Regions from separate parts of the Homo sapiens genome. Here all the other regions are linked to region 3. A link is an interaction called in ENCODE POLR2A ChIA-PET data of the cell type or tissue named here. Cell type or tissue: Panc1. All regions are shown on one strand. Each heading gives the region's core, and the rest is flanking DNA. Links, peaks and the distances in the headings are about the cores only.

Evidence for each region. ChIA-PET counts read pairs that join two places held together with the same protein. Peaks named below come from ENCODE experiments on the same cell type or tissue, not always from the same donor. Only the 100,000 strongest peaks of a DNase experiment are listed, where the experiment ranks them.
Region 1: POLR2A ChIA-PET joins it to region 3 with 9 read pairs; 24 of 35 experiments call an interaction of 5 or more read pairs at or near these places.
Region 2: POLR2A ChIA-PET joins it to region 3 with 6 read pairs; 3 of 35 experiments call an interaction of 5 or more read pairs at or near these places.

The regions. Positions count from the first base shown.
Region 1 is chr4:98,984,256-98,992,407 of GRCh38, reverse strand. No RefSeq gene overlaps it. Among named protein-coding and RNA genes, the nearest start is that of METAP1, 7.4 kb to the left of the region's middle. In Panc1, for the core only: no CTCF peak of the experiment used is centred there; no DNase peak of the experiment used is centred there.
Region 2 is chr4:98,525,957-98,534,108 of GRCh38, reverse strand. All of the region lies in intron 1 of TSPAN5 (tetraspanin 5), which reads left to right. Among named protein-coding and RNA genes, the nearest start is that of TSPAN5, 130 kb to the left of the region's middle. In Panc1, for the core only: no CTCF peak of the experiment used is centred there; no DNase peak of the experiment used is centred there.
Region 3 is chr4:99,056,940-99,065,091 of GRCh38, reverse strand. METAP1 (methionyl aminopeptidase 1) reads right to left here. Exons shown (of 11, transcript NM_015143.3): 10 at 7,274-7,339; 11 at 2,283-3,938. The coding sequence ends at 3,775. Among named protein-coding and RNA genes, the nearest start is that of ADH5, 28 kb to the left of the region's middle. In Panc1, for the core only: no CTCF peak of the experiment used is centred there; DNase peaks (open chromatin) are centred at 4,371 and 4,791; H3K27ac peaks cover 2,313 bases.

The sequences.
Region 1 (8,152 bases), core at 2,046-4,545, 71 kb after region 3:
CTTGCCCAGCTAATTTTTTAGCTTTTTTGTGGAGACAGGGGTCTCACTATGTTGTCCAGGCTGGTCTTGAACTTCTGGGCTGAAGTGGTCCTGTCACCCCCGCCTCCCAAAGTGCTGGGATTACTGGCACAAGCCACTGCACACAACATTCTTTATTGTCATCAATTATACTTTTACCACATAATTTTAATGTCTGCATAATATTCTATCGTATGGGTAATTTACTGAACCAAATCCACTAATAATGGACATTTAGGTTATTTTAAATTGTTATCTATTATAAACAAGGTTTCAGTGAATATCCGTTTAGCTAAAACTTTACATACATCCTTATTTACTTAGGAGATATATATATATATATATATATATATTTTTTTTTTTTTTTTTTTTTTTTAATAGCAACAGGGTCTCCCTATGTTGCCCAGGCTGGTCTCGAACTCCTGATCTCAAGCCATCCTCCCACCTTGGCCTCCCAAAGTACTGGGATGAGCAGGCATGCAGCCTGCATGCAGGCATGAGGCGAGGAGGTCTTCAGATACAGTCTTAAAAGTGGAATTGCTGCGTTAAGAGTTTTCACTGTCTTTTGTTCTTTATATAGTTTGCCATATTTTTACATATCTCAGTGTAACTCCCTACAAAACGTTTATCATTTAAAAAGGAAAAATAGTAACTTTAAAGTGGAGAGACCTGGGAGATACTCTTTATTGTGATCAAAGTGAAAAATCACCAATAATGTGACAAATAGACATTGTACACCTCTCTATATGAACCATTGAGGAGAATACAGTATTATCTTTTCTAGTGTTCCTGAAAAAAAATGCATAAATGCCTCTAATCATGAGGAAATATCAGACAAACACAAGCTGAAGACATTCTACAATATAATTGACCTATGCTCTTCAAAATGCCAATGTCCCAAAAGACAGATTTGAAGAACTCTTCCAGATTCAAGGAGACTGAAGAGACCTGACAGCTAAATGCAACACATGATCATGGGTTGGATTTTTGGATCAAAAGAAAGAAAGGTTTTTGCTATAAAGGAAATTAGGTTGCGTTGTATCCTTATGAATTCCCTGATTTTGACAATTACACATAGTGGAAGTCAGAAAGAGAAATGAATGATAAGACAAATGTGAGAGAACGTTAAAAATTGGAGAACCTGGGTATAGCAGAGTTTTTTATTTTTTCAATTTGCTACTTTTCTACAGCTTTGAAATTATTTTAAAATAAAAGTTTTAGAAATTCTTCCTCTCAAAAGCAAGTAAATGGTGCTAAAAATTAAAAATTAGAATTAAAAATTCTTCCTAGATGCTCAACTGCAGGATCAAGTCCAATCCAGGCTTTTTGTGTATACCTCCACGTAACTCAGCCTCGTCTCATTATTTTTCATGCCTAGGCCTTGACCATTTAGCAATAGCAAGATGCTCATGTTTTCCTGAACACATAGTGCTATTTCATTCTTCCATGTTCTTATACATGTTGTTTCCTCTGTCTGGATTGCCTTTCCCCACTTGATCTCTTGGTGAAAGTACCATTTCCTTAAGATCCGGCTCTGACATCGCTTCACCCATTAAACTTCTGCTGACCTCCTTAGCTCTACTTAATCAGTGCCTCCTCTGTGCTACCTCTAAACCAAGTACAAAGTGCTATTGTTACAATTGACAATAATTTTAGGTAACATTTATTAAGGACTTAATATATCCTAGGCATATAGTCATGTGTATGACATTCCAACACTTGGGTCAATGACAGAGCACATATACAACAGTGGTCTCATAAGATTTATTATGCCATATTTTTACTGGAACTTTGTATGTTGAGATACATTTAGATACACACATACCACTGTGTTACAATTGCCTACAGTGTTCAGTGCAGTAACATGCTGTACAAGTTTGTAACCTCAAAGCAGTAGACTGCCTGTGCACCACACAGCCAGGCGTGTAGTAGGCTACACCACCTAGGTTTGTGTAAGGACACTTTATGATATTCACACAACCACAAAATCACCTGACAATGCGTTTCTCAGAGCATATCCCCATGGTTAAGCAACACATAACTAGTGAGATGTAAAAGTATAGATACTAGTGCTTTTACTTTTAATCCTCACAACTACCCTATAAGGAAGGTACCAGTAGTAATCCCATTTTTATTTCTGTAGCCCAAGGTCACATAGCCAGTAGGTAACAGAACCTAGAATTGAGCTCAGGTTTCTCAGACTGCAAATCCCATGTTTTTAGCCACTATACTTCATTGCCAGTTTTTCACCTGTGTCTCCTACTAGACTGTGACTTCCTTGTAACAACAGATTTAATTTATTTTTCTCTCTATCTCCAAACCTTAACCCTAGCACAATGCTTGATATATAATAGGTGCTCAATAAATGTTTGGCTGGGCATGGTGGCTCTCACCTACAATCTCAGCACTTTGGGAGGCCAAGGCAGGAGGATCACTTGAGCTCAGGCATTTGGGACCAGCCTGGGCAACATAGCGAGATCTCATCTCTGCCAAAAGTAATTTTTTTTTTTTTGAGACAGTTTCGCTCTTGTTGCCCAGGCTGGAGTGCAATGGCGCAATCTTGGCTCACCGTAACCTCCGCCTCCTGGGTTCAAGCGATTCTCCTGCCTCAGCCTCCCGAGTAGCTGGGATTACAGGCATGTGCCACCACACCCTGCTAATTTTGTATTTTTAGAAGAGACGGGGTTTCTCCGTGCTGGTCAGGCTGGTCTCAAACTCCTGACCTCAAGTGATCCACCCACCTTGGCCTCCCAAAGTGCTGGGATTACAGGCGTGAGCCACTGTGCCCAGCCTAAAAGTAAAATTTTAAAAATTAGCTGGACCTCGTAGTGGTCACCTGTCATCCCAGCTACTTAGGAGGCTGAGGCAGAAGGATCGCCTGAGTCTGGGAAATTGAGGTTGCGGTGAGCTATGCTCACACCACTGCACTGCAGCCTGGGCGACAGAACAAGTCCCTGTATCAAAAATTAAAAATAAAAGTTTTTTCTTCTCAACTTGTTAGCACATTATGTCAAATATGCAAAAAAAAGATTCATGTGTCTGGAGAGAGAAAAAGAGAGAGAATATCTATTCTATCAGTCAGAACTCAGCAACCCAGCAAAAAAACAGATGGCACTCTCAAGCTGGGTAACACCAAATAAATAAAATGGTATTTTTGTGTATTTATTTTAGAGTCAGGGTCTCATTCTGTCCCCTAGGCTGGAGTGCTGTGGCTCAGTCATGGCTCACAGTAACCTCGAGCTTCTGGGCTCAAATAAGATTGTCTCACACTACAAGTACTTACCGCCACTCCCAACTATTTTGTTTTTATTTTTTATAGAGATGGGGTCTTGAAATGTTGCCCAGACTGGTCTCCAGTTCCTGGCCTCAAGCCATCCTCCCATCTCAGCCTCCCAAAGTGATGGGATTACAGGTGCAAGCCACCATGTCCAACTACAGTCTCTTCTTTTTCTTTGTCCCCTTCTCTGTTCCTTAATTCAGGATGGCTATAGTCTCGATTAAACTCTTCATTCTTTTCAAATTACCTGTAATCCCAGCACTTTGGGAGGCTGAGGCAGGAAGACAGCTTGAGGCCAGGAGTTCCAGACCAGTCTGGGCAATATAGCAAGACCCTCATCTCTTTAAAAAATAAAAGGCCGGGTGCAGTGGCTCACGCCTGTAATCCCAGCACTTTGGGAGGCCGAGGTGGGCGGATGTTCGAGACCAGCCCAGACAACATGGTGAAACCCCATCTCTACAAAAATTATCCAGGCATGATGGTGGGTGCCTGTAATCCCAGCTACTGGGGAGGCTGAGGTGGGAGAATCGTTTGAACCCTGGAGGCGGAGGTTGCAGTGAGCCAAGATCGCGCCATTGCACTCCAGCCTGGGCGACAGAGCGAGACTCCATCTAAAAATCATAATAATAAAAATTAAAATTAAAAGAAATTAAAAACAAATAGTTAAAATTAGCCACAGGTGGTAGCATATGCCTTTAGCTTCAGCTCCCTGGCATTGCTTGAGCCCAAGAGTTCAAGGCTGCAGTGAGCTATGATCCAGCCACTGCACTCCAGCTTGGGTGGCAGGGTTTCGGAAAACTGTAAGGAATGGTGTAGTAACTGAGTGTTAACAATAGGACATTTCCATTTCTGGCCCTGCAGGCACAAGGGGACTGGGCAATTACCAAAACTCACAGTGGGCTGGGTAGAGAGGGCCTCCAAACAGGAGATGTGACCTCTGCTTAAGAGACCTGGCCAGCCCAAAGTCATCCTAAAAAGTCAGGAAGCTGAGACTTCATTCTCTTCCACCTTATGATCTTCTGAAAGCTGGGACAAGGAGCCCATTGATCCTATAGAAGACCACACAAGTCAGCCTCTCAGGACAGAGGGCAGAAATGAGAAGGTAGAAAACAGATTCAGACGGACAAAAGGAAGATAATCCAGAATAATGTAATATTCACCACCCAGCTTAAGAATGAAATATGGCCAATACAGTTGATCTCCTCAGCATAACTCTCTCTGATTGCATCGGCCTTCTTCTCTTCTGCAGAGTCACTATCCTAAATTTGGTGTTTATCATTCCCATGAAGACCTTAAACCTTTGTCATGGCATTATACTCTGTACTCTTCATTCTTGCCTTCATTATTCTTCATCATGATTGTGAGATTCATCCTTGAAATTAGGGATACTTGAATCCCTAATTTCTTTATTTTCCCTACCATATAATTTTCTGTTCTCTGAATATATCACAATATGTGCATTCTCTTACGAATGGATATTTAAATCTTTGTTTTCTGTATTTTGCCCTTACAATCAATGCTTCCATGAATAGACTTACACTTGTGTGGAATACATTATTTTAAGACATAAAATTGAATAATGGAATTTTCTAACAAGGATTAGCACTTTCCTTGCTCTGTCATATCCTCATACTTGAGAATCATTGTGAGTAATGGGTTGGGAGCCAGAAAACTGATTGATTTGTCTAGTTCGTAATTCCTTGTCTCATACAAGACACTTAAAATCTTTGAGCTTTTGTTTCCTTATCTGTAAAATATTGTTATAAAAATTGGGCCAGGCACGGTGGCTCATGCCTGTAATCCCAGCACTTTGGGAGGCCAAGGCAGGTGGATCACCTGAGGTCAAGAGTTCGAGACCACCCTCGGCAACATGGAGAAACCCCCGTCTCTACCGAAAATAAAAAAAAAAAAATAGCCAGGTGCGGTGGCATGCACCTGTAATCCCAGCTACTCGGGAGGCTGAGGCAGGAGAATCGCTTCAACCTGGAAGGCAGAGGTTGCAATAAGCCGAGATTGCACCACTGCACTCCAGCCTGGGCAGCAGAGCAAGTCTCCAACTCAAAAAAAAAAAAAAAATTAAATGAGTTGGTGCCCATGAAAGCACTGTGTAAACAGTAAAGCACCATGCAAATGTAAGTTGTCACTGTTTATTGTGTGCCACCCCTTTTATAAGGTATCTCCTGTGAGAGGAGGAATCATGTCTCTTATTTGTTTCCTGTTGCATCCCTAGTACCCAGAATAAGGCTGGCACAGAATAGACATTGCATTTGTATTAATCAGGGAAGACTCATGGCTGTAACAAACAATCTCAAAACTTTTGGGAGCTTAAGAAAATCAAAATTTATTTCTCTCTTATGTCACAGTCAGCTATAGGCCAGCCAGGGAAACCCTACCTTAGCAAAGATCTCAGATCCATCTTGTGGCTCCACCAACTCCAAAGTGCTTGGAGTCCCCACCCGAGGAGAGGCTGGCACATGAATGTACAGAATTGTGCATGAGATTTGACAGGCCAAACCTAGGAGTGATGTATTTCACTCTACTCCATTCCATTGTCCAGAATTCAGTCAATGACCACATCTTATTCTGAGGATTGCTAGAAAATGTAGTTCAGCTGTGGCCTTAGGAATAAAACAAAATTGGTTTGATCAACATCTAGCCAGTCTTTGCTACAACAATTGATAAATATTTATAGAATAAATACATCAATAAATGAATAAAATATACATATCTAAATGTAGCCTATATTCCTTTTGGTTTGGTTTTTTAGCTTCTCAATAACGCCTTAAACTTGAATTTGCATCAGCTAAAATGCCTAAAGCATTTTCACTATTTGCTGTTAAGGCCCCACTGAGAGAATAGTAGTTTCCCAAAAGTCCCATTTCCGGCTGGGCATGGTGGCTCATCCCTGTAATCCCAGCACTTTGGGAGGCCAAGGCAGGAAAATGGCTTAAGTCCAAGAGTTCAAGACCAGCCCAGTCAACATAGGGAGACCCCCATTTTTACAAATAATTTTAAAAATTAGCCAGGCATAGTGGCATATGCCTGTAGTCCCAGATACAGGGGAGGCTGAATCAGGAGGATTACTTGAACCCTGGAGGTTGAGGCTGCAGTGAACTATGATCGGGCCATTGCACTCCAGCCTGGCTGACAGAGTGAGACCCCCAGCTCAAAAAAAAAAAAAAAAAAAAGTTCCATTTCCCAGGATGGATTTGGAGAAATTTGTAACCAAATGCTGCTGTTTCCCCATTACTAGGCCCATTCTCTAGTATGGGCCTCACGGACTAGACCCATTCTGTGATAATGTTGTGACAGCATCTACCTTCCTTAAGAGGCAGAGCCAAAAGTTCTTTTTCTTGAAATTTTGCTTCCAAAATCTCACTTGGATTGTTCATAATATGTTTCTGTTGGCCAAGAAACTAACTTTTTCTATTTCATTCTGAAGCAAAAATGGCCCCACTTGAGGTTTTGCTCTTATTCCACCTCAATCTTCTTCACAGGTGGGCAGCCCTGGATCAAGTGAATGTTAAAACTTCTGAAGTCAGGCCTTCAGAGATCTGGAGCTTCAACCTTAACCCCTCTTAGAACATTCTTTCTCAGTAGGTACCCAACAACCATATAAGACTTTTGCATAGAGGTCACATTTCTTTTCTTTGTCTTGTATGGATAGCTGCCTAAAAATTTGATTTTGGGGGAATTAGAGACATAAATAAGAAAAGTAAACAATATAGCTTCTAGATGATAACACTGGACAGTATCTCACAACCTTATGGAAGGTAATGATTCCTTAAAGAGGACAGGAAAACTTCATTTATTGAAGCCCACCCTTTCCCCGCTGCTCTGCAGACCATCTTTGTCTTATATCAAGTAACCATATGTGAGTGGAGTCATGTCTTAACATTCTATATTATTCTATTTGGCTATCCCTTGCCTCTATACAATACAGCCTTATTTACTGTAGCTTTATAATAAGTTTTGCTATCTGAAAGAGCAAAGCCTCACATTTAGTTCTTTTTCCAAGATAGTTGCAGTCCTTAACACCAAGGGAGGCTGAGAGTGTAAGAGCTCAAGAGGAAAGAGTCCGTACAGGGGTGGGATCCATGCAGCTCAGAATAGACTGTCAGAACCTACACAAGATGTGGAGAGGGTCCATGCAAGGAAATAGCTCAGCACTGAGGCTGACTGCCAGAGCCTAACACACACCTCACCTTGCTCAGGTTCCAACTCCCACCCTAGACTGCCTCTCTTTGGGAATTCCCTTTTCATCTTGGTCAGGCTGTAATACTCAGTATCAAGAGGGTGTCTCCCTGAAGGGGATGGCCTGGAGTAGGATGTCAGAGCCTCAGAACAATGATGTGCAGATGTCTCTGCAGTGTAAGGGTCCAGGCTGGGATGTTATAACCTGGGTATGGTGAGAAGAGCATTACCACTGAGGGACAGCCTGGCAAGGGGAGTCATCCGCCAAGTGTGATGAGAAGGGTGCCCACAAAGGAGGAGGCTCAGGATGAAAAGTCAGTGCCTGGTGGGGTCAGGAGGGTGTCCTCCAGGGGTGAACCAGCATGGGAGTCAGAACCCTAGTGCAGTAAGGAGGAGTCCATTGGGAAAGGGGCAGGCATAGGGTGTCAGAGCCAAAGCCATATGAGGAAGTCATCAATTAGAAAGGAGAGACCGTAGACCAGGCATGGTGGCTTACACCTGTAATCCCAGCATTTTGTGAGGCCGAGGTAGGTGAATTGGTCCCAGCTACTTTGGAGGCTGGAGCGGGAGGATTGCTTGAGCCTGGGAGGTGTAGGTTACAGTGAGCCAAGATCACGCCACTGCACTCCAGCCTGAGTAACAAAGTGAGACCCAGTCTCAAAA
Region 2 (8,152 bases), core at 2,046-4,545, 530 kb after region 3:
TAACAACAAAATTAAAAGAACTAGAGAAGCACAGCAAACAAATTCAAAAGCTAGCAGAAGACAAGAAATAACTAAGATCAGAGCAGAACTGAAGGAGATAGAGACACGAAAAACTCTTCAAAAAAATCAATGAATCCAGGAGCTGGTTTTTTTTTTTTTTTTTTTTTTTAAGATCAACAAAATGGATAGACCACTAGCCAGACTAATAAAGAAGAAAAGAGAGAAGAATCAAATAGATGCAATAAAAAATGATATAGGGGGCCGGGTGCTGTGGCTCACACCTGTAATCCCAGCACTTTGGGAGGCCGAGGCGGGCGGATCACGAGGTCAGGCGATCGAGACCATCCTGGCTAACATGGTGAAACCCTGTCTCTACTAAAAATACAAAAAATTAGCCAGGCTTGGTGGCGGGTGCCTGTAGTCCCAGCTACTTGGGAGGCTGAGGCAGGAGAATAGTGTGAACCCGGGAGGCAGAGCTTGCAGTGAGCCAAGATCGCGCCACTGCACCCCAGCCTGGGCGACAGAGCAAAACTCTGTCTCAAGAAAAAAAAAAAAAAAAAAAAAAGATATAGGGGATATCACCACCAATCCCGCAGAAGTACAGACTACCATCAGAGAATACTATAAACACCTCTATGCAAATAAATGAGAAAACCTGTAATAATGGATAAATCCTGGACACATAACACCCCCCACAAGTCTAAACCAGGAAGAAGTTGAATCCCTGAATAGACCAATAACAAGTTCTGAAATTGAGGCAGTAATTAATAGCCTACCAACAAAATGTCCAGGACCAGATGGATTCACAGCCGAATTCTACCAGAGGTACAAACAGGAGATGATACCATTCCTTCTGAAACTATTCCAAACTATAGAAAAAGAGGGAATCCTCCCTAACTCATTTTATGAGGCTAGCATCATCCTGTTACCAAAACCTGGCAGAGACACCACAAAAAAGGAAAATTTCAGGCCAATATCTCTGATGAACATTGATGCAGAAATCCTCAATAAAATACTGGCAAACAGAATCCAGCAGCACATGAAAAAGCTTATCCACCACGATGAAGTCAGCTTCATCCCTGGGATGCAAGGCTGGTTCAACATACACAAATCAATAAACATAATCCATCACATAAACAGAACCAGTGACAAAAACCGCATGATTATCTCAATAGATGCAGAAAAGGCCTTTGACAAAATTCAACACTCCTTCATGCTAAAAACTCAATAAACTAGGTATCAATGGAACATATCTCAAAATAATAAGAGCTATTTATGACAAACCCACAGCCAATATCATACTGAATGAGGAAACACTGGAAGCATTCCCTTTGAAAACTGGCACAAGACAGGGATGCCCTCTCTCACCACTCCTATTCAACATAGTATTGGAAGTTCTGGCCAGGGCACTCAGGCAAGAGAAAGAAATAAAAATAAAGGTTATTCAATTAGGAAGAGAGGAAGTCAAATTGTCCCTGTTTTCAGATGACAGATATTTAGAAAACCCCATCGTCTCAGCCCAAAATCTCCTTAAGTTGATAAGCAACTTCAGCAAAGTCTCAGAATACAAAATCAATGTACAAAAATCACAAGCATTGCTATACACCAATAACAGACAAACAGAGAGCCAAATCATGAGTGAACTCCCATTCACAATTGCTTCAAAGAGAATAAAATACCTAGGAATCCAACTTACAAGGGATGTGAAGGACCTCTTCAAGGAGAACTACAAACCACTGCTCAAGGAAATAAGAGAGGACACAAACAAATGCAAAGACATTCCATGCTGATGGATAGGATGAATCAATATTGTCAAAATGGCCATACTGCCCAAGGTAATTATAGATTCAATGCTATCCCCATCAAGCTACCAATGACTTTCTTCACAGAATTGGAAAAAACTACTTTAAACTTCATATGGAACCATAAAAATCCTAGAAGAAAACCTGGGCAGTACCATTCAGGACATAGGCATGGGCAAAGACTTCCTGACTAAAACACTAAAAGCAATGGCAACAAAAGCCAAAATAGACAAATGGGATCTAATTAAACTAAAGAGCTTCTGCACAGCGAAAGAAACTATCATCAGAGTGAACAGGCAACCTACAAGGTGGGAGAAAATTTTTGCAATCTGTCCATCTGACAAAGGGCTAACATCCAGAATCTACAAAGAACATAAACAAATTTACAAGAAAAAAACAACCCCATCAAAACGTGGGCAAAGGATATGAACAGACACTTCTCAAAAGAAGACATTTATGCAGCCAACAAACATATGAAAAAAAGCTCATCATTATTGGTCATTAGACCACAAATCAAAACCACAATGAGATACCATCTCACACCAGTTAGAATGGCGATCATTAAAAAGTCAGGAAACAACAGATGCTGGAGAGGATGTGGAGAAACAGGAATGCTTTTACACTGTTGGTGGGAGTGTAAATTAGTTCAACTACTGTGGAAGACAGTGTGGCGATTCCTCAAGGATCTAGAACTAGAAATACCATTTGACCCAACAGTGCCATTACTGGGTATATACCCAAAGGATTATAAATCATTCTATAAAGACACATGTATGTATGTTTATTGCAGCACTATTCACAATAGCAAAGACTTGGAACCAACCCAAATGTCCATCAGTGATAGACTGGATGAAGAAAATGTGGCACATATACACTATGGAATGCTATGCAGCCATAAAAAAGGATGAGTTCATGTCCTTTGCAGGGACATGGATGAAGCTGGAAATCCTCTTTCTCAGCAAACTATCACAAGAACAGAAAACCAAACACTGCATGTTCTCACTCATAAGTGGGAGTTGAACAAGGAGAACACACGGACACAGGGAAGGGAACATCACATACTGGGGCCTGTCGTGGGGTAGGGGGTAGGGGAGGGATAGCATTAGGAGAAATACCTAATGTAGGTGACAGGTTGATGGGTGCAGCAAACCACCATGGCATGTGTATACCTATGTAATGAAACTGCAAGTTCTGCACATGTACTCCGGAACTTAAAGTATAATTTAAAAAAGAATAAATAAAAATAGAGAAGTGTGCCTGTAATCCCAGCTACTCAGAAGGCTGAGGCAGAAAGATTATATAATACCAGGAGTTTGAGGCAGCAGTGAGGTATGGTCATGCCACTATACTCCAGCCTGGGCGACATAGTGAGACCGTCTTTTAAAAAAATTTTAACATTTAGCCGGGTATGGTGGCACATGCCCCTAGTCCCAGCTACTCAGGAGGATGAAGCAGGAGGATGGCTTGAGCTCAGGAGTTTGTGGCAGCAGTGAGCTATGGTCTTGCCACTGCATTCCAGTCTGGACAATGGAGTAAGATCCTGTTTCTAAATATGTGTGTGTGTGTGTGTGTGTGTATAATATGTGTGTATATGTTGTGTAATCTTAAGTGAATCTAATAACTGCTCTAGTTTACTCTGCAAATGAAAAAACTAGACTAGACAACCTCTAAAATCTTTGTTGATTCTAAATATCTGTGTCTCAGTTTAGCTCCCATTCCCTTATTCCCAAGTCCAATGCACATCCCATCACTTTGTTTCAACTTTCATGGCCGAAGTGCAGGTGGGGTGGAGTGTGCCTCTAGGAAAGTGGAAACGGCTGTGGCTTTTCCACTGTGGCTTCAGGGAGCCCTGGCCTTAATCAAGCTGCTTTCTAGAGCTGTGTTGCCTCTGAGCCTGTTTCCTCATTTGTATGATGGGGATATCATTGTCTCCTTCACAGTGTGATGACAGTTAGTCATGTACAGAAGGCACCTATAGCTCCTGGCACAGGCTGATGAGCAACAAAAGTTCACCATTATCACTTTCTCAGTGTCTAGGGGACATTTCATCCCTGAGCATCTCTGGCCATTTCAGGATGTGCTCACTGTCTCTCATTTGCTCTGGTCCCAGTGACCTTGTTAGCTCCTGGCAATGTGTGTGCAGGCCCTTCTGCCTACCCAGTCAGGTGATGGCCTGGTGAACAACAGCAGAGTAGGCCCATGCCTGATGCTCAGTCATTTCACCATCTTTTTCCTGCCAGGTGCCATGTCCAAGATACAACACCTACATCAAGGAACTCAGAGTCTGAAGTCAAGGCTGCAGAAACTGTGGTCTAGCTTTCTGACCAAAGCTGGGTTTTGTGCTTCTATGGCAGTGTAGATTCTTTTACTTGAACATACTCAAAATCTTAGTTTTTAATTGGTGATTCTTTTTAGGATTACAGCAGTTTTTGGTCTCAAAGCCAAAAGATTCTGAATTATTACAGATCTTGTGTTATTTTGTGGCTGTATAACATCTCTTAACCAACCAAACAAGATGAGTAGGTTAGAGATTAAACTGGCTGCAGAAGTCTAAATGAAACTGAATCCCCAAGTTCTGAGACGCAGTGAGGAGAAACTGTATTGCCAATAGATCTTCTCATCCTGCATTTGGAGTGGTCGGGATTCTGGAGTCAGATGCCTGGGTTTGAATTGGGGTTTTCCCAGTCACTAGGTAGGTAGCAACTCTAGTCCAGGCTACTTAATGTCTCGTAAGCTCAGTTTCCACAGTTGGAAAGTGACGATATGGTGTTTACTTCAGTGGTTGTCCTGAAACTTTATTGAAATGACACAAGTTCGTAACTGTGCCAGTTCCATTGTAAGGATGCAATAAATGTTAGCTCTTGTTTTTATTAATGACGAGGATATAATGTTTAAACTCAATGCCCACTTCGGGCAGTTTTTTACCCTGTAGAAGCAGTTGTAATCATTTTCAAATCAGGCTTGCTACACCCTTCCAGCTGGAAAGAAAAGTCTCTAATTTCATTGATTTTCGAGGGCACATGCTTTAGTTGAATGAGTAGTAACCAAATGGAGATATGTAGTAGGCGGTTAGAAGTGTTAGCATCTTTGGGATCATGTGGTCAACCACATTATAAATGAATGCTTGGATGTAAGGGCAGACCTGCATCTGTGTGTGTGTTTTCAGTGGGTGGATGGGGCCATGTGGTATCACAGCGTGCCACACAGGGATTTACGGTGGTCAAGAAGCATTTGTGGTACAGAGCTTGGAGTTTGGAGTAAGGCTTCCTTGTTTTGCATCCTGGCTCTACCACTGTCAATCTGTGTGACCTTGGGTGAGTCACTTAACTGTTTCCTCACCTGTTAAATGTGAATAATAACAGTACCTCTCCCCTTTTGTGAAGACTGAATGAGATAAATGAAAAGCTGTTTGCAGTATGGTCATACTAAAATGGGAGCAGTCAGTACCCTCCCCCCATTTCCAGCAGAGTGGTGGGCAGGTCTAGCTAGCCCTTGTACATACACCTTGCAGAATAGTTTATAGTAGTGAGCATAGCTGGTAAATGTACAATAAAAAAAGTTCCTGTTTTTCATTTCTACCTGATTGAATGAGACACCTATTTAATGCAAATTTCAATAATGCTCTGATACTAACTCTGTTCAAGTTAGTAAGAGAGCTTTGTAGAGTTATTGTGACACCTGGGTTAAGTATGGCTGACTTTGGGTTAAGTATGAGGTCTAATCATCCCAGTCTGTCCTCTAGATTTTTTGCTGTTTTGTTCAATATAATTATGTAAACAGGTATTCTCTATGTAAACATTTGTGAAAGTTAAAATACCAAAGCAGATTAAATATAGAACTAGACTGGATGCCTACATCAGTGTTTTAGTGACAGCAAAAAAAAAAAAAAAAATCATCTGTTACATTTAATTATTTTGGCTAGTTTCAGTTCTGTTGGTTTGATAGTATTCTTTTTAGTTGATATATAAATTTGCTTGGGGTTTTATACCAGTCTTCTATTTCTGCATATTTAAGGAATATTTTAATAAATAATAACTTATGTCAACCTTGAGGATCTATGACTTTTTTCTTTTAAAGAGAGTTCATATATTAGTCCATAACCATTGAATAGATCGTTCAGAGTGTATGAAGAAGAGCATAATCCTGTGCACAGCTGGCTTTTCTGATTTGCAGGGTATTTAGTGTACATTTCTCTATCCAGCTCATATGCCGGACAGAGGAACACTTTACCCTTCTGGTCTCTCTGCCTGTTGGGCAATTGGGTTATTCTGGGTATGTGGAGGAGCTTTTTTGATTCTTGTTGTGAGGGATGCTTTCAACAGAAAAGAGAGGAAGAATATTTGTCTTTCATTGCTCAATACCCAGATATTTCATATTCATCAGAAATAGCTACTTCTGAATTCTTTTTTCCTCTTTAAATTAGACACAACATTATCCCGTCTACTGTTATTTCTTTTTTACATTTTTATATTAGCAGTCGACTGTTGGCATGTTCTCTCAGCTGCCTCTAGTGATGACATCCGGGCTTTTAACAGCCATGCTTTTCCAGGGAGCCCTGTGCACTTCATAGATTACACCGTTAGTCCTCACAGTTGTTCCCGGAGGTAGGTAGGATCAGACAGAGCACGTAGGGGTGAGAACAGAGGGCTGGGGCGAGTCAGTCTGAGAAAAGCAGTGGGTTACTTCTTTTATGTTAGCATTTCTGCTTTAGGCAGAGTTCTGCATTTCCACCTATTTTCATATTTTCTTCAAAGCATTTTTCAAATGATAAGTCATTAGCTTCATGGCTGCAGAATGAAGTAAGGGGATATTAATATAGCTATTGAGAAATAAGAACCTTCACTGAAATATTTTTAGGGTCGTTAAGAGCAGTTTTAACTCTTGGTTTGGGTGTGATTTTTGCCTAGAATTTGGAGTGTATTTAAATTGATTTTATATCTAAATTGAGTGATCAAAAGAAACCTCTCTAATGATATAGTTGTCTAATGTCTATTCAGTGTAACTCTTTGAAGGTGCAAGATTAATATTCCTAAAGCCCAGCTCTGATCATTTCATAATTTTCTTTTGTGTCCTTTTTAACATTATGAGCTTTGGATTCAAAAGACCTGGCTTCATTTTATGGGCTGGTTATATAACCTGTCTGATTCTCACTTGCCTCCTCTATAATGGAGGTAATAATACCCAACTCAAAGAGTGGTGGTTACAATTAAGTGAGATCATGTGTGTGAGATACTAAGCACAGTCGATGTCAATAAAGCTTTAAAAAGGCAAAAAACAGTACAAAATCCAGATTCTTTGATGCTATGTTTTAGATGCTGCCTTGGAATCACCTCATAACTGAGTTCTTATTTTCCAGCCAAATACAAAACCTCACTCTTCATTTTTCATGAAGCAGAACAACCAATACAATTTACATGAGGCTAAAAAGCTTCATGAAATAGTACTTTATCTTGCCACATGCTATAGCATTCTATTCCATTTCATTGAGGAAGAAAATGGCCATTAAACTGTGATATCAAGCAAGTTGCAACCTGTTTAAAAAACAGTGGTCTAGAAGGCCTTCCATCTCCATTTCTTAGAATTCTATCCTCCACCCCCCTTGAGACCTGTACCCCCTCATGAAATCTTCCCTCATCTTGGCATCTGGTGGCCTTCTCTGAACTTATTTTTTCTCAGTCTCATTTATGGCATTTACTGCAAATTGGCATTTAGGTTCATTATTGATTCATAACTTATCTCTATGGTGAGATGATAAGTACCATCAGGGCATGAACTCCATTGTGCCATCATTTATCAACCTGTGAACATAGCAAGATGTCCTGCCCACTGAAGCCCTCAGAGGTATTTGTTAGGAAATTGCCTGGTGTCTTGGATGCTTCCTTACCTTTGTGCTGACATTTGAAAGCCGTAGAATTAGAGTTTGTGTGTTTACCCTTGGGAGCGGGTTGCCTCTCGCCATGACTACTATCTAGTTCAGATGTTTTCACCTGGCCTGCCTTGGATTTCTTGTGTATGTGAAAAAGAATGACATTAGGTTGAGATTGGTATTCTGGCTTCTAAATGGAGATTCTCAATTTTCCTGTTTCCTGACTTGACTTTGTTGGGCCTCAGAGGTTCCTTTCAGTTCTAACGGTGTTTGAGCAAAAATCAGCCTCCTTTCTGATGAGACCCAGCCTGATATCTTTAAACCTTGGACCTTTGCAGCATGTAACAGTTAATGATTTTAGCCTATGAGACCTGCACTTTATAGCCTAGGACACCTTTGATGTTTCTGTGTATGTACACGGTGATCTGTAGATTCTATATGTGAGTATATTTATATGCAGTATTTTATTCATATAGAGCCTTTC
Region 3 (8,152 bases), core at 3,322-5,821:
AATGATATGTTCTAAGAAAAAAAGAATCATAAAGAAAGTGTACTTTATTGTTGGCAGTGATTTTAGTGTAGTAATTTTGAAACAATTTTACATCTGTCTGGTAGTATCAAGCAAATATTAATCTCCCAGATTACTTGTTTAGGAAAAAAGGTATTTTTACAGTGAAAAGGTCTGACAAACACCAAGTGATCAAACTTTGCATCAGCAATAAGGTGACAACAACATTATGTGCCTCACGTTGTACAATGAATGGGGCATACAACTGCCATTTCTGTAGTCTTCCACCAAGATGTTTATCCTGCATCTATCCTCATGAGGAACAATCAGACAAACGGACTTTTGTAAACTAACCTGATTTTTCAAGTGTCCATTTCGTAAGACATCAAAAAAGGTGTGAGGGTTATTCTAGCATGGGTGTCCAACCTTTTAGCTTCCCTGGGCCACAGTGGAAGAAGAATTATCTTGGGCCACATGTAAAATACACCAACGATAGCTGATGAGCTCAAACAAAGGCCTGTGCATAATTTTCATGATATCCACCACCACAGATAAAAGATCCTCGCACTCAAAGGATTAGACACGGCTGCTAGAGTTAAGAAGACTAAGACCAGGTATGGTGGCTCACTCCTGTAATCACAGCATTTTGGGAGGCCGAGTCAGGTGGATCACCACGGGTCAGGAGTTCGAGACCAGCCTGGCATCAACATGGTGAAACCGTCTCTACTAAAAATACAAAAATTAGCCTGGGTCATGGCGGGGGCCTGTAATCCCAGCTACTAGGGAGGCTGAGGCAGGAGAATCGCTTGAACCCAGGAGGTGGAGGTTGCAGTGAGCCAAGATTGTACCACTGCACTCCAGCCTGAACAAGAGTGAAACTCCATCTAAAAAAAAAGGAGACTACAGATACATGACAACTAAATGCCATGAATTTGGAAGCTTTAAATAACATTTTGGGGGAAAATTAAAGTTTATATCCTATACATTATATAATTCTGTATTAATACTAAATTTCTAATTGTGTTATGATCATGTAAAAGAATGTCATTAGGTTAAGAGATACATGCTGATGTAGTAGGGTGAAGTACGATGTTGCTTCTTTCAAAAGAAAAGTGCTTATACAGAGATAAAGCAAAGGTGACAAAATGACATTTGTTAGATAAAGGTAAGGGATATATGATTATTTCACTGTACTATACTTTCAACTTTTCTGTAATTTGAAAATTTTCAATATAAAAAGTTGGAGATAAAAAATAAAAATTTTAAAAGAAGGGAAAAACAGGAAGGAAATCGCTTACAGATACCATGAGGGTAGAGGTTAAGCAAAGGGGAGCATCCTGCTCTCAGTTTTAACCAAATCCAATGAAAACCCAGAAGTCGTTAGAGAACAAACTGAGGAATCAAGCAAACAAATTCCTAAACCTCATCAACTCTTGCCTATTAATTTAGATATGTGGGTGCAAGTGGTATAAAGGTGTTGGTTAATCCTTTTTATCAACAAAAGACATAAAATGAAGTTCATGTTTCCCTTCTTCCAAGTTATAATTCCAAAGGAGTTGGAAGACTGGCAGGGGGAAAAAATTATTCTAAAAGTTAATGTAAAAAAAGAAGTTAATACTTTGATTTTTTTTTTTTTTTTTTTTTTTTTTTTGAGATGAGGTCTCTCTCTCTCACCCAGGCTGGAGTGTAGTGGCACAATCATAGCTCACTGTAACCTTGAACTCCTGGGCTCAAGCGATCCCCCCATCTCAGTCTCAAGAGTAGCTAATGCTACAGGCTCGCACACCATGCTCTGACTTGTTTTGTAAAAAGGTGGCAGAATGATGAAACTAGGTGTTTTGTCACCTAAATCCAATGAACATTTGTAATTAGATATATGCAATTAGACTAGAGTCCATATTGTTTTAAAATCTCCCAAACTAAGAAAAGCATTATCACCAGTGTGGTGTTTTATCTTTTAACCAAAAAACTATCACACCAAGATCTTTCTTCCTTCAGCTTATATTCTAATGACAGACACTGAATAAGCCCACATTGTTAATTCCACAATCAGTACATAAAATGCTCCCCTAATATTCAGCATTCTGTCTTAAAAGCTCTCAAAAATATGGTTGCATCTCAAATGCTGCTGGCACTCTACTGAGTTTATGTACAGCCATTACACCTGAAAAAACATTTCTACTCAAATGGTCATGAATTTATTTTAGATTATCAAACAGCCTCCCCATTCCCACCATTTCCCTCTGAAATCCCAAAGAAATGCAGCAAAGTTAATGACTACATGGTAGGATAATCATTCAAACTTTTTAATCTCCCTTTACACATTATATTAACATTCATATTGCAAGGCATTCCATTCACAAATATTACAGTTTGATAAAAACTTCACACACATACTCCCAAAGTCTATACCAGATTCAGTCAACTTTACTAAATCATTCAAATAATAAAAGTAATGAAAACATTATTATATTTTAAAGCAATAAGGTCTGAGGCACTCTGGGAAAGATGTTCTCTTACAAGTATAATGTGTCAGTGGTATGAAATTATATTACAAGGATGCCCAGTAATCAAGTACACTCTAATGACAATGACTTTGTGATTTGATATGTCTTCACTGGATACACTCCTACTTGGACAACTGCTGAAAGGAACGTAGATATGGGGCAGCTGAGGTCATTTCTAATGAGGTTCCCAACTATGTAAAGGAGAGGTGTGTTTCCACACACGAAGGACAGCTGCATCTCTACTGCAAGGTTACAGTACACAAAATTCCTTTCTCATCACTATCACATTTACTCAACGTTAGATTTTAATAGCCCACTTGACCTCCTGGGTTCACAGCTGGAGACACTTTAGAACTCTTTCCCCATCCTCCACCATAGTGCAAACTTCACGCTTCTCTGAGCACCTCCAAGGTATGCCCTTGAAGTAAAACAGAAAAGGGAAGAAAGGGGGCTTTTTCTTTTCCATTTCTGACCAAACAGAGGTCTGAAATAGCAGTGTATTATGAAATTCTCATTCCCTGCAACAGTCAGCCACCACTTGGAAAATGGCTATTTTTGCCATAAACTAGATTTTTAAAAGCCTGATAACCTTCCAAAGTGAATTTTACTACATTCATTCACTGACACACAGAGTCCACATTGGAGAAAGTCTCATTGGGTGAGTGCTTCCCTATGCACAATTACAAGGGTAAATAATTAGCATGGGGGAGAGGGGAGGCCAAATCCCAACCAGGAATTAAATCACTGCAAACTATGGATCCATTTGTAAGAACATATAAACCTGTCAGAGCAGAAACAACACAAACTCCAGGTCACATAGTGTTTGGTAATTATGTATACAGAACTTAAAATGTATACATATATATTTCCATATATATAATTTAAAAAATCTGGTGCAACACATATTGCTAAGTTTCAAAGATTCTCATTTCCAATGTTCACCTGGAAAGCAGATGGCTCTTGATGGCTGTTTTGCGGCAGTGATAAAAGCAACTACAAGCAAGTTTAAGTAAAAGTGCTCAAAGGGCAAATGAGAAAACAGGTGTGCAGGGGGAGGGGGCTGAAGAGTTGAGCAATGTTTCCTTTATTCTTCTCAGCTTTTTCAGACCCAAGACAAGTTCTTGAGGACACACATCAAATGCTGTAGTCCTTTCTTATCTATAGTCAAAACAAAACAAGTGATTAAAAAAAGGTTCCTCTTCCTTTCTGTACTCTCAATAAAATGCATAGCACAGTAAGAAGGTACTGAGATGTGCCATCTTGGGAGAAATTAAAATTGAGACATGAAGTGAGGCCGTGCACTGTCAAGTCGCCGGGTTAGGATTTCACAGCCAGTGTCTGTGACCAGGAGGGTGTGCTCAAACTGAGCAGACCGCTTTCCGTCTCTTGTCACCGCAGTCCAACCATCTGGCCAGGTTTCATCCTGCCATCCGCCTTCAACAAACAAAAACAATTTCTTAGTTCACTCAGTTTTCTAAATGAACTCTATCAAGAAGAAAGCCAAGGAAAAAATTCACTACTAAGATCCTTATTTACATGCCAATTGTTTTAGCTAATGCCTTTCCAACTTCATTTTGGTCTTCAGTATGTTTGATGTTTAAATTTCATCAGATGTATTACAACCACATTTTTTATATATCCCAAATATCAAATCAAGATGGAATTTCCAAAATAAAGGCGCTGGATTTCATTTTAACAACATATTGATACCAATCACCACAACTTTGAGTAACAACCTTAATTAATTATATGTATCATTATATGTATCAAAGCATCACTATGTACCCTATGAATATGTACAATAATTGTCCATTTTAAAACAGGAAATTTTTTAAAAAGGACATTCTGCAATATGCTACAACACAGATGAACCTTGAGAACATAATGCTAAGTGAAATAAGCCAGTCATAAAAAAGCATATGCTTGGCCAGGCGCGGTGGCACACGCCTGTAATCCCAGCACTTTGGGAGGCCGAGGCGGGCAGATCACAAGGTCAGGAGATTGAGACCATCCTAGCTAACACAGTGAAACCCCATCTCTACTAAAAATACAAAAAATCACCCGGGCATGGTGTTGGGCGCCTGTAGTCCCAGCTACTCGGGAAGCTGAGTCAGAAGAATGGCATGAACCTGGGAGGCAGAGCTTGCAGTGAGCTGAGATCGCGCCACTGCATTCCAGCCTGGGCGACAGACCAAGACTCCGTCTCAAAAAAAAAAAAAAAAAAAAAGCATGTGCTTAATGATTCCACTTCTATGAGGTAGAGTACAGTAGTCAAAATCATGGAGATAGAAAGCAGAACAGTGGGTGCCAAGGTCTGGGAGTAGTGAGCAATAGGAAGGGAATGTTTAATGGGTTGAGTTTCAGTTTTACAAGATGAAAAGACTTTTGGAGATGGATGGTGGTAATGGGTGCACAACGTTATGAATGTATTTAATAATATTGAACTGTACATTTAAAAATGAGATGTGTATTTTACAATTAAAAAATCAGAAAAAAAACTTGAATGAATTTAGCTCTTTCCTAGTATAACTTGGGCATCTGACAAAACTATACTCAGCATATATTGTGAAGGAAATCATGTAAATGTTTACAGTTTTATTACAGCATTCAATTCCTGATATAATTTCAAAATGGTAGGCACACAAACAGATGGTGAGAACAGATTATACAGTGAAATTTTTGTGAACTATACCCCTGGAATCAGAAAGAGGGGCAAAAGAAAGACTGGTGTGAGAGCATAAGAAAAATATGAAGCAGAATGGTCTGGACAGGAGTTGAAACCAGAGAAGGGAAGCAAAGGGACAGTGAATCTGGGAGGCCATGAAAGAAAACTCAGAGAAAGGAGGGAAAGGGGGTGAAGGGGTCATAATGAGGGAAAGCAGAAAGCAAAGGCCCAAGAGAATGTGAAGCAGAGGTGGAATGAGAAAGGCAATTCTAGATACTACTGTAAAAGATGTATTTGCGAGCTTTCTTCTTTCAAAATTAGATGTTAAAAAAAAATCAATACTTTCTTCATTTTGAGTAATCTTTAGGTGAAACATATTACCTCTAGGACTCACTGCCTCAGACAGACAAATCCCAGAACATAAACTCTGTAGTGAAGTAAACTACTTTTGCAATATTAAATCCCAGGCTAAAAAGAAAATACGAGGCGGCCTAAAAAAGTTAACTCATGCCTCATCAAGCAACTAAAGATGAGTACATCGATGTTTTTCAATGTAATGGCCTTTACACAAATGGCCTTTACACAAATTTAAAACATTACTACTGTAATTTTATTGTGATCTGATAAAACAGGATTTTTAGTAATGTCAAGTCAAACTTATTTGGCTATTCTGAGGAAATTCTCCTGCAGATTTGAGACTTTCTAGTCCAGGGATTTAACCTAGCTGAGTTACACTTCAAGTATATCTGCTATAATTTGATGATTAATTACCTGTGCTGGCTGTATAGAAAGTTATTTGCTTACTGAAAACACTACATCATGGCTCACCAACCAGGTGCTAGTTAATGGAAATACGTAGCCAAAATGACAATTTCCTCCCACTATCTTTCTTTTCACTGCTAAATACTTACCATCTTTACAACTGGTTGCACGTGATCAGAACTTTATCCTTATTATAAGAGGATGACAAAAACTTTACTGCACATTTGTGCAGTCTTTTAAAGTATATAACATAACATAAATCATCTCAGTCTAGCAGCCCTGGGTGTTGGCAAGATAGAGATTCTAATTTTCATTTTACAGAAAACGCAATAAGGAACCAGCTTTAGAAGGCAGCCTCTAAAGTGACTTCAGTGATCCCCAGCCTCCTGGCATGCAGGCCCTTGTGTGAGCTCCTGCTCCCCTTGAGTGCGGGCTGGATTCAGTGAATCACTTCTAAGAAAGACAATATAGAAGTCACTCCCAAGACTGGGTTATAAAAAGACTGGAAGGATCAAGAGAGGGAGTATCCTTTAAAACAGGGCTCAGGACACACAAGCTCTACTGCTACTGCCTCACTTTGCATCCCCTAACCAGAAAGCTCCATTACCAGAATCACTCTGAAAATCTCGGTGAGGAGCCCTAATTGTGACTCCCAGTCTCCTATCACTGCTACAAGCCTGTCTGGAAGAGATGACAACAGTGGGGAGGCTGCCAGAGCCAAGTGTGCTTTCCAAGTGTCCTTGGTGTGCTTTCCCCACAATAGCTATATGATGCCACGTGATGACATGAGTACAGACCATGAAGGGTCAGAACAGCTCATGAGCTGAGTCTGACAAATTCTGCCAAGTAACAAGCTAAGTTACAGGCAAGCTACCCACCCTCTTCAAGGACCAGTTTCCTAGTTTCTATAATGGGGTAACACCTACCTTATAAATTGTGAAGAATTAAATCATATAATCATGTCTGCCTCGAACTGGGTGGCTCGTCAATGCTCTGCTCTGTTCCCTCCTCTTCCCTCTCCTACATCAAGCAAGAACGTCCGCACAGACTTGACCTGGGCACCTCATTATTACAATGCACCCTTTGACATGATCTTTATGAAAAGGGACCAGAATTCAAGCATTTCAGCATCTCCTGACAGAAGACTACCACGCAGAACCCATGCCGTTCTTGCCAACCCTCACAATTTTCAGTTCTTCACGATACTGAATCAAGTTTGAGGTGGGACAGGGAGTGAGTAGGAAGCAAAAAGCAAGCAGGTAGAAAAGACCACTGACATGATGAATTACCTAAAATACATATAAATTCAATTGAAAAATATCATGGCATCCTTTTTTCTCACCTTCACAAATCATTGGCTCAATTGTAAATACATGGCCCGACTTCATCACTCCAACTGCTTTATTTTCTGAAATCAAAGAAAAAAATCTCAAAAGGTAGCAAAACCAACAGTGTACTGTTGAACAGCTAACTAGAAAGAGTACATAACTCAAATTCCCATCAGTGATTGTTAAATTAATTACCCTGATTCCCTTTCTTAAAGTTCAACAAACAGGTATTATACTGGCAGCCATCTAATATGGTGCACGTATTGTCCTAGGCACATTTCAATTACGCTTATGTGTTCTCTAGGAAAACAGAGGTATTTGTAGGCTGTATTTCAGAGATGAGTATCACTTCTATAAAAAGAAAAGTGGCAAATAAAGAATAAAAGAAAAGTGCCTTGATTTCTATTACCTCATGATTAGAATTGCAATCACAGAACCAAGAGTTCCACTACTCATCCGGGTAGAGAAGCTCAAAGGAGAATGACAGATGTTTCAGATTATGCCAGAAATTTCCCACCGCTTTGGGGGGTAAGCATGTGTTTGCACACAGGTGCACAGCCCATAGAAACTACATGATTTTCATAATGTTTCATAAGCTGTTGTGTTTTTCTCATCTTCAAAGAAGAACAAAATCTATGCACATTAACCTACTTTTTAAAAAATAAGCTGGGTGCGGTGGCTCATGCCTATAATCCCAGCACTTTGGGAAGCCGAGGCAGGTGGATCACCTGAGGCAGGTCAGGAGTTTGAGACCAGCCTGGCCAACATGGCGGAACCTGTCTCTACTAAAAATACAAAAATTAGCCAGGTGTGGTGGCGTGCACCTGAAATCCTAGCTACTCAAGAGGCTGAAGCAGGGAATCACTGGAACCCAGAAGACAGAAGTTGAAGTG